Regions from separate parts of the Homo sapiens genome. Here region 1 is linked to region 2. The links are chromatin loops, found by intact Hi-C in ENCODE. Cell type or tissue: mammary epithelial cell. All regions are shown on one strand. Each heading gives the region's core, and the rest is flanking DNA. Links, peaks and the distances in the headings are about the cores only. Region 1 overlaps SLC35F3 (solute carrier family 35 member F3). Region 2 overlaps SLC35F3 (solute carrier family 35 member F3).

Evidence for each region. Peaks named below come from ENCODE experiments on the same cell type or tissue, not always from the same donor. Only the 100,000 strongest peaks of a DNase experiment are listed, where the experiment ranks them.
Region 1: a loop joins it to region 2, with 5 times the contacts of the local background. A loop is called at or near these places in 1 of 110 quality-filtered maps.

The regions. Positions count from the first base shown.
Region 1 is chr1:234,186,206-234,191,578 of GRCh38, forward strand. All of the region lies in intron 2 of SLC35F3 (solute carrier family 35 member F3), which reads left to right. Among named protein-coding and RNA genes, the nearest start is that of SLC35F3-AS1, 84 kb to the right of the region's middle. RefSeq lists an enhancer at 2,048-2,759. In mammary epithelial cell, for the core only: a CTCF peak has its summit at 2,515 (motif pointing left); a DNase peak (open chromatin) is centred at 2,366; H3K27ac peaks cover 3,067 bases.
Region 2 is chr1:234,307,069-234,312,381 of GRCh38, forward strand. It overlaps SLC35F3 (solute carrier family 35 member F3), which reads left to right. Exons shown (of 8, transcript NM_173508.4): 4 at 2,033-2,252. Among named protein-coding and RNA genes, the nearest start is that of MIR4671, 3.3 kb to the left of the region's middle. In mammary epithelial cell, for the core only: a CTCF peak has its summit at 3,072 (motif pointing left); DNase peaks (open chromatin) are centred at 3,163 and 4,543; H3K27ac peaks cover 1,232 bases.

The sequences.
Region 1 (5,373 bases), core at 145-5,144, 120 kb before region 2:
TTGAGGTGAGATATGACTTGCTTCAAAGCATTGCTCAAGCATGCAGTGGGCTCCGCTCTGCTGAGTCAGACTCATGATGTTGGCCAAATGCTCCTGGCTTTGGCTGTCAAGACCAAGTGAACTTTAACAACTGACCAGTATTTGTTTTTTAAGGCATGGCCAGCAAACAGAGATTCAGCGGAAGGACTGATGCCAAATTTCAGTGGATGCGTAGCAAACCCTGAGCAAAGGGCTGACTTTGCCCCTCTGCTCTGAGAAGGAGACAAGCTGGGTGCCGTCTCCTAGCCCTGATCTCTCCTCCCAGTCCTTCTGAATTCTTGCCCTAGGCCAACCTGGCACCTCATTTGAGGTGAGATGTGACATGTGCCCTGAGACTCTGAAGTGTCAAGTGGTAGGTGGAGAGGGAGCACATGCCATCAGGATCTCAGATAGTCTGTTCTGTTGACACAACTTGGGTCTGATCATGGGTCCACCATCTTAATAATTATTTTAAATAACACTGGTAGTTGTAGGGACTCCGTAAAGTCAACATGCTGGACCAGGTATCCCATGTACATTAGCTCCTTTAAACCTCACAGCAACCTGCAGGGTAGGTATTATTGACATATTGATGGAATACTATGGGAAGAGGCCCCATAGTGAGCCTGAGACTTCAGAAATGCTCAGGGCTGTGGAGCTCCTTCCTTTTTGGTTGTTGTTGTTTGGTTGGTTCTGATGTGCTCTCACTCTTTGCTTTCTAACCTGGCTCTGCATCCTGTGTCTCTCTCATTCCTCCTTCCCCATCTCAGGTACTCTAGCTTTTCCTGCCCTCCCTTGCACAGCCAGACCTCCTGGCTCTGTGGATCCAGGGGAATTGGCCTGAATCACAGAGAAACTCCCTTATCAGGAAGGGGAAATTGATGATGGGCTCTTGTCAATGTTGATGCTTTCCATCTGCACCTCTTTAGGGATACCAGCTGCTGCCTGCCAGCCCCAGGTGATGTGAAAGGAACAAGCAACCAACCACCACACAGCGGTTTGTAAATTGTATACTATACCTAAAGTTCCCAACCTCCTAGGCGAATGGAAAACCCACCATTCTCACTTGCACAAATGCAAAGTTGTTCAAGAAGTGACTCAAATGGGGAAGAAGAGAGGATCCCAGGCACAGAAGGTATGAAAGAGCAGCTCCAAGGAGAGGGGGGAAAATGGCGGACAGGAGGCAGGACTAAATTGCAGCTTTCACTCGGATGGATAGAGCAGCATGTCGGGAGTCACATTGTGAACTTCTGCTCCAAGAACTACTGCAGGAATATACCAGGAAAGCCAAGAGAATCCACAGACCCTTTGAAGGAAGCGGATTACTCCCGCAGGACCCAGGAGACAGCCCAAATACTGTGCATGCCCAAACTGTGAAAGTGGGAAAGGAGGATCATCCGCCCATGAACGCGTGCCCTCACTGGGGAACCTGAAAGTCCAGATCATGGGAGAAGGATTTGAGCTGAGACAATGTAGACACCTGAGTGAACTACAGAGGTAGAGGAAGCAGCAGGAAAAGCCCTGCAGTCTCTCTGGGTCCCCATGTAAGCCATTTCTGACTTGTCTCACAGGGGTCCCTGGGGAGGGCTGCCAGAGGAACTGGGAAAAGACTACAGGGAGAAGGAAACCTCCAGCTGAACTTTGTAACAATTACAACCAGAGTTTCCTAGCCAGAACTCCGGGTAGGGCATGAATCTGATGTGCAGACTCAACAGGTGGGGAGGCATGAAAGGCCAGGCGCGGTTTCTCAACGCCTGTAATCCCAGCACTTTGGGAGGCCGAGGCGGGCGGATCACGAAGTCAGGAGATCGAGACCATCCTGGCTAACACAGTGAAACCCCGTCTCTACTAAAAATACAAAAAATTAGCTGGGCATGGTGGCACATGCCTGTAATCCCAGCTACTTGGTAGGCTGAGGCAGGAGAATCGCTTGAACCCGGGAGGCGGAGGTTGCGGTGAGCCAAGATCGGGCCACTGCACTCCAGCCTGGGCAACAAGAGCGAAACTCCGCCTCAAAAAAAAAAAAAAAGTCCTGCTTGCTTTCTCAGCCTGGAGGCTGGTAGCCTGGTGCAAGTTCTGAGCCCTGTTCACCCACTGCCTGGAAACAGACTCAGTGCTGGTGAGGTGGGGGGCAGGGGGCATGGTGGAAATGAGACTGGCCTTTTGGGTTGTGCGGGAGCTGGATGAGGCCTGTAACTGCCAGCTTTCCCCGACTTCCTGACAACCTGCATGACACAGCACAGGCAGCCATAATCCTCTTGGGAACACAATTCTATTGACCTGGAACCACACCCCCATTCCCCACAGCAGCCACAGCAAGCCCCTCCCAAGGAGAGTCTGAGCTCAGACATGCCTAGCCGTGCCCCCACCTGATGGTCCTTCCCTACTCACCCTGGTAGCTGAAAACAAAGGGCATATTCTCTTGGGAGTTCTAGGGCTCTGCCCACCACCTGACCCTCCCTTTACTACCACAGCTGATGCTCTCTCGAAAGCGCCACCTCCTGGCAGGAGGGCAACCAGCACAGAACTACAATAAACAACAATAATATAATTAAGGACCCTCCCAGAGTCCATTTCACTCCCCTGCCACCGCCACTGGAGCAAGTGCTGGTATCCATGGCTGAGAGACCTAAAGATAGTTTATATCACAGGACTCTATGCAGACATCTCCTAGTACCAGCCCAGAGCCTGGTAGCCCATCTGGGTGGCTAGATCCAGAAGAGAAATAACAATTACTACCGTTCGGCTCTCAGGAAGCCACATCCCTAGGAAAAGGGGGAGAGGAGAGTACTACATCCAAGGGAGCACCCCATGGGACAAAAGAATCTGAACAGCAGCCTTGAGCCCCAGATCTTCCCTCTGACATAGCCTACCCAAATGAGAAGGAACCAGAAAAATAATTCTGGCAATATGACAAAACAAGGTTCTTTAACACCTCAAAAAAGAAAAAGAAAAAAAACACTAGCTCACCAGCAACAAATCCAAACCAAGAAATGCTTGAATTGCCAGAACAAGAATTCAGAAGGTTGATTATTAAGCTAATCAAGGAGGTACCAGAGAAAGGTGAAGTCCGACTTAAGGAAATTTTTAAAAATATACGAGATATAAAGGGAGAAATCTTCAGTGAGATAGATAGCATAAATAAAAAATAGTCACAACTTCAGGAAATAAAGGACACACTTAGAGAAATGCAAGATGTACTGGAAAGTCTCAGCAATAGAATCAAACAAGCAGAAGAACGAACTTCAGAGCTCGAAGACAAGGTTTTGAAATAACTCAATCCAACACAGACAAAAAAAAAAAAAGAATTTTTAAAAAATTAACAAAGCCTCCGAGAAGTCTGGGGTTATGTTAAATTACCAAACCTAAGAATTGGCATTCCTGAGGAAGAAGAGAAATCTAGAAGTTTGGAAGACATATTTGGGGGAATAATTAAGGAGAACTTCCTCAGCCTTGCTAGAGAGCTAGACATCCAAATACAAGAAGCTCAAAGAACACCTGGGAAATTCATCACAAAAAGATCCTCACCTAGGCACATAGTTATCAAGTTATCCAAAGTCAAGACAAAGGAAAGAATCGTAAGAGCTGTAAGGCAAAAGCATCAGATACCTATAAAGGAAAACCTATCAGATTAACAGCAGATTTCTCAACAGAAACCATACAAGCTAGAAGGGATTGGGGCCCTATATTCAGCCTCCTTAAACAAAACAATTATCAGCCAAGAATTTTGTACCCAGTGAAACTAAGCTTCATAAATGAAGGAAAGATAGTCTTTTTCAGACAAACACACACTAAGAGAATTCATCACTACCAAGCCAGCACTACAAGAACTGCTAAAAGGAGCTCTAAATCTTGAAACAAATCCTGGAAACACACCAAAACAGAACCTCTTTAAAGCATGGGTCTCACGGGATCTATACAACAAAAACACACACAAAAAAACCGAGGTATTCAAGCAACAAATAGCATGATGAATTGAATAGTACCTCACATCTCAATACTAACATTGAATGTAAATGGTCTAAATGCTCTGCTTAAAAAATACAGAATTGCAGAATGGATAAGAATTCACCAACTAAGTGTCTGCTACCTTTAAGAGACTCACCTAACACATAAGGACTCACATAAACTTAAGGTAAAGGGGTGGAAAAAGATATTACATGTAAATGGACACCAAAAGTGAGTAGGAATAGCTATTCTTATATCAGACAAAACAAACTTGAAAGCAACAGCAGTTAAAAAAGACAAAGAGGGACATTATATAATGATGAAAGGCCTTAACAGGAAAATGTCACAATCATCCTAAATATACATGCACCTAATGCTGGAGCTCCCAAATTTATAAAACAAATACTGCTAGACATAAGAAATGGGATAGCAACACAATAATAGTGGGGGACTTCAATATTCCACTGACAGCACTAGACAAATCATCAAGACAGAAAGTCAACAAAGACATACTGGGTTTAAACTATACCCTAGAACAACTTGACTTAACGGATATTTTACAGAATATTCTACCCAACAACCACAGAATATACATTCTATTTCATCAGTGTGGCCGACTGCCACAGCTACTACTTGAGACCCTCATTGCAGCAATTATTACTGTTACTGCTTGAGACCGTCATTACAAGACTGAACAAAGGGATGAACGTAGAAATGGTAACAAAAAACAAAAGTAACTATTTTAAGGAAAGGCTAGCATGGGGAAGAAGAAGAGAAGAGAAAAAGAAAAGAAAAGGGCTCCCTGCTTCTAGTGAGCAAAGGCAGCTGCCGAGCTTCCACAGCCCTTCTTATATATTAGGTAACAAGAGCAAGAAGGAGGAGGTAATGATTGGTTAGCTGTTTACTTGCTCACAGGTTCTCATTATTGCTAACAGGCTTCAATTATGCCTAATCATAAGAAATACTTGTGCAGCCTCCAACACATCAGCACATGGAATTTTCTCTAAGATAGACCATATGATTGCCACAAAACAAGTCTCAATAAATTTAAGAAAACTGAAATTATGTCAAGTACTCTCTCAGACCACAGTGGAATAAAACTGGAAATTAACTCCAAAAGGAAACTTCAAAACCATGCAAATATATGAAAATTAAATAACCTGCTCCTGAATGATCACTGGGTCAAAAATAAAATCAACATGAAAATTTAAAACCTTTGAACTAAACTACAGTAATGACACAACTTATCAAAACCTCTGGGATACAAGCAAAGGCAGTGCTAAGAGGAAAATTCATAGCCTTAAATGCCTACATCAAAAAGTCTGAAAAAGCACAAATAGGCAATCTAAGACCACACCTCAAGGAACTAGAGAAACAAGAACAAACCACCTCCAAGCCCAGCAGAAG
Region 2 (5,313 bases), core at 1-5,000:
AGCCATCATTCACGGTCACTGCCCCTGGGGGAACAGACTGTTCTGCAAACAGGGGCTTGGGAAAACCCCATAGAAAATGTAGCTGGAATATTGTATGAAAATTACATGGCAAACAGAAATATCAGCCTCTCAGTTAGATGAGGGTTGCAGCTATATAAAGCCAAAATGGAATCAATTCAGTTGAATCGGTTTCATGATAAATTTAGTGAAGTGAATGTTTTACCTGGCCCCGGTTTGTTCAGAAGCAACATAGGACTCTGTGTACAGAGAGAGGTGGCCAAACTGCACCAGACTCCACAAAACGGTAAGTGTGTTTCTCCTCTCTCAATATCCCAGGCTCTCATGCCTTTCTCTAAGGAGTTTTCCTGTTCCTGCTATGGACATCCCATAGTTGAGTCATGAACAAAGACAGATTTCCTTCTAGATTGATAGGAAGACTAGACAGTAAAATTAAATTTAAAATCTTACCCAATCCCCTTTGACTCTTGTTTTTAATTTTCCTCCTTTTTCTCTGCATTTTAATATTAAGTGGCACAGACCAGAGCTATTCCCCCAACCTAGTGCATTTGGTTTATTCTAGAGATGTCTTTTCTTTTGTTCTCGTGGCAGTTCATTTGGGACTGAGTCTATTTCTAGATCACTAGCAGGCTGACTCCCTTCCTGGCTGGCAGGCCATCCCCAGCTGTGGCAGTGCAGCACCATGTCCATGAGCCTGGACAGGGACTTCCATGAAGCAGTGCCTCCTCACTTGTCCATCTCCTTGCCTAGCTCATCGGGCCCAACCCAGCAATGATCTTCACTCCCCAACAGTCAAGGAAAGAGGCAGCTGTCAACCAAGCCTTCTCAGTGGCCTTTCTCCACACCCGAGCTCCCCACGGCCTCCTCTACTTCCTTCTTCTGCATGTAGAAGACTGGCTTTAATTTTCTTAAAGATTTTTTGAACTATCTGTGATCCTTCCCCCTAGACTCTAGAACGGCATCAAAAGACTTTCTTCTACAGATGTTTCCTCATCTCATTCCCGCGTTAGACTCTGAACTTTTGGATCTGCTTATTCTTCCTGTGCTAGATAGTGTCTTAGAGAAGTGGGGCTTCCACATGGTGGAATAGGTACCCTAAAAATGGCCTCAGGGAGAAAATAGGTCACGAGTTAACACTATTTGTATCATAGCCAAAATGTATTAGATATACCCAAGAAGTGACTGCCCCTGCCTGATCACAAAGATAATTCCAACTGAGGGCAACATTTTTTAAAACTATGTTTCAATGTGTTCTCTTAGAGCAAGCTTGTCCAACCCCCGTCCCACAGGCCACATGTGGTCCAGGCTGGCTTTGAATGAGGCCCAACACAAATTTGTAAACTTTCTTAAAACATTATGAGATTTTTTTTTTTGCGATTTCTTTTTGTAGCTCATCAGCTATCGTTAGTGTTAGTGTAGTTTGTATGTGGCCTAAGACAATTCTTTTTCTAATGTGACCCAGAAAAGCCAAAAGATTAGACACCCTGTCTTCCCCAGAGTATCCATCCTCCTCCATTACCGTCCTTCTCCCACAACCCCCACCCCCAGAGTATCCATCCTCCTCCATTACCGTCCTTCTCCCACAACCCCCACCCCCAGAGTATCCATCCTCCTCCATTACCGTCCTTCTCCCACAACCCCCACCCCAAAAAAGGTTTAGTGACCCCCTTCTCTTACTCAGCAAGTGACAGAATCCCTCAGTCAATCACCATAGAATTAGGCCTTCGGGTCAGATAACACACCAACATTACCTTCTGTATAGAACCATAAATTCCAAGCTTAACATGAACAGAAGGAAGAATCTGTGACATTAGATCACTGTGCAACATTTGTTTCAGTGGACTAAAGCAATAGGTTGAAGGGCTTTAATAGAAAGATGTTTATTAAAAATAATAAATTTTAAAACCCTGCCCCTTCCTATATTTGCTTAAAAAAAAAAAAACTTGCTATAGGAAATAAATGGTCTGTCTGAACCCAGGAAAATAATAACGATGCCTCTCTTTCCTTGTTTTAGGGAATGCTGTCGATTTTTTGGAGACAATGGCTTGACTTTGAAGGTGTTTTTTACCAAGGCAGCACCCTTTGGTGTTCTTTGGACACTCACAAACTACCTGTACTTACATGCAATAAAGAAAATAAACACTACGGATGTCTCCGTGTTGTTCTGCTGCAACAAAGCTTTTGTGTTCTTGCTCTCATGGATCGTTCTCAGGGACAGATTCATGGGAGTGAGGGTAAGTTCCTTATTATCTGTCTTCCTCCCTCACTCAGTCATGTCAACCAAAACCTGCCCATCGGCTTGCTTAGCTCCATGTGCTGGACCATGAGCATAAGCTGCTGACCACTTTCCTTCTGATTTGCAGCAGAAAATGAGCCCAGCAGAGGGCCCGGTTCTTGGTGTGCCTTGCCAACCTTCTTGCTTGCAAACCATACTAGACAAGCATTCATTAAAGCACCTTTCATTTCAAGCATTTCAACAAGCATTCCCTAAAGTGTGTGCCAGTCGGGGACCCAGCCTGGGAATGGCGATGTGCTCCGCTCTCTGCGTGCTCACCCCGTCTCTCATGGGCGGCTTTCCCGGCTGTAGGGCGTGGCATGACCGTGCCCTGCAGCCTGGAGCTTTCTGCTAACACTGCCACTCTCGGGTGAGGATGTGCGTGAAACCCAAAGGATCCTTCGGCATCCATGCGTGCATGCAGTCTTGGCCCTTTGCCTGGGCCTTGTGTACACAGCCAGAGTTGGCCAGACACACTCATGCTAAGTCCCAACTGTGAAGGGCCAGCTTCACTTCCTTCTAACCAATGACGAAGGGGGAGTGAAATTATATCCCTTGAATTACCTCTCATTTTACAACCGAGACCCAGTCAATTACATTAGAAGCTAGTCAAAGTTAGCTCGTCGGATTTCATAACAACTGTATGAAATAGGACACGTGCACTATCAAATATCAGCTGAAATACAGAGAGATTCCCCCGAATAAAAGAAACAGGTGAAGTTTCAAAGCACAGGGCAGAACCCTAGAGACTTCTGACTGGCTCCCTCTTGTGGCCAGGAGCTGTCACTGCCCCGTCATCACCTTGCTACAAACCAGCGCCGAGAGCATTTAGCCAGGCCGCTAGTTCTCCTGTAGTTAGTGTACAGCTTTCCCCTTCAGCCACAAAGCTAAGAGCCGGTTTGAGGGGCAGTCCCATGAAAGTAAACCCTGCTGGCCACCAGTGCAGGGCCCTCTACTTCCGTCCTTCCCTCATTGTCCTGGGAACAATGACATCACCCTAATGGTGCATTCACACCCACCTAAGTTACCCAAACAGCAGTGGGGACGTGAGTCAACTTCTGAGTTATATTTTTAGCTCGCAGTAGGGGGAAAATTTGTTTTGAGGCTTAATGTTAATTTTGGAATAAAAACTCACTCTCTGTGCCACCAGAAAAGCTTTCAGCAAATAAATGATCTGATGCATCTCTGCAAGAAATGCAGATACTTCTCACAGTGAGCCACCCAGCAGGCTGCCTGACTCGATGCTGAAGATCTGAATGTCCTGGGCCCCCCTGCCACCCACCCATGTCCTTCCTGACTTTATTTTGATGTAAAGAGCCAGGAGAATTTATGGAAATTTTTGGCATGACTCAGATGTCCCTAGAAAATTCCAAATGAGACCCTGTTCCTGGGAAGAGAAGCTTCAAGGTTAATTCTGCATCTAGCAGAAGAAACCCATTTTTTTTGAGGTTAAGAGAAGGAGGTGTGAAAAACTTGAAAAATACTCCTAAATTCATAGAAAGCAACATGATGCTTCTAGATCTTTACTGCTATGCATGGATAAGACCCCTCCAACCCCCCACCCAAGAGTCATCCTCAGAATATGGCACATTCCGGCCATGGTGGCCACTTGATTGGTTTGGTCTGTTGCTGATCACTGTGTACTGAGCAAAGTTTTGTGTTGAAGGCCTTTGGTACTAGACTGACACTGAATGAAGATCCCAGGAGCCAGTGTCGGTGATGGCATTGATGGCATTTTGTAATTTGCAAAGCACTGTGCAGTTATGAGTCTCTCTAATAATCATTATTCCTCTCCGAAGTGCATGACCAGTCATCTAAGAGCTTCCTCCCACAGGTTGTGTTGGAACTCCCTCTTCTCTTCTTCAGGAGTTCAGAGAGCTAGCAAAATCCATCATGAGACACTGCCATGTGCCAAAGGGACTGAGAGATTCTCCTTGATAAACAGATGGAGATTTAGTTCCAAGATAATATCTAACTGGTGCATGGGACCGCTCAGACTTCACTCAGACCTGGGTTGGCTGGCACTGTCCATTAGGTAATTTCCAAAGACTGAAAAGAATTAACATAGTTCTCCATCCTGGAGGGCTGAGCATATGAGCTTGAGAGTCAAGCAGACATAAAAATCCATGTTGAAGGCACAGCCTTATGTTTGTGGAATTGGCTGCTAAGGAGACTTTTGTTATTAAGGCAATTATTCAAACCACAAGGGCCATGGTTCCTGGAAAACATCAATAGGTCGAAGTCATGTGCGCAGATCCAAAAGGAAGCAAACGTGTCTTATCATGCTGGGGAGATTCCTGGCCACGTATGGTATGAGAGGGTGAGAAGCCATTGGAGTGTCTGTTTGGAAGGAGCCAAGGTGGCTCCTTGTGTCGCCATCTGACTCTCTGCTTAGGTGTGCTTTCTGTACGTTCCCTGGTTCTCCAGGTCAGGGTTCTAGCTCAGCGATGGAGATGTCCTAGGCTAGAGTCAAGTGACGAGGTCACAGATCTTGGCTCCATTGTTATAAGCTGTTTGGACCTTGAGCAGACTAGTAAATGTCTCTGAGCCTCTGTTAAATGGAGAGAATATTACTACTCATCTTAGAAAACAGTTGTGAGAATAAGATGATGCATGCCTCACACATAAAACTCAACAAATGGTATCTTTTCTCCATGGCATTATTCTTATTATTCCTTCTCAATTGGAGGGGGTTGATGGATCAGCCCAATTCTCTTGTTGGTGGATGAACATTTAGAGAGGCAGTTTAATGTGGCAAAAGCAAGAGTAGGATGAGAGCAGGTAGAACCCTGGGCGCACACTGCCTGCTAGCTGCAGCCAGGCTGAGTGAGACCACCCCCAGCCTCCATGTCAAGGGAAATGGGAGGTGAGATTCTCCGATTGTTCAGGGCTGTTCGGGACCACCAATCACAGTGAGGGTCTTTAAACCAGGAGGGACGGGGGAAGGAGCCAGAAGGTGAGCTAAGAGGTCATCCATGGGGTCCTCAAACCCCAGCGGCACATTCCTGGGGATCATGGAC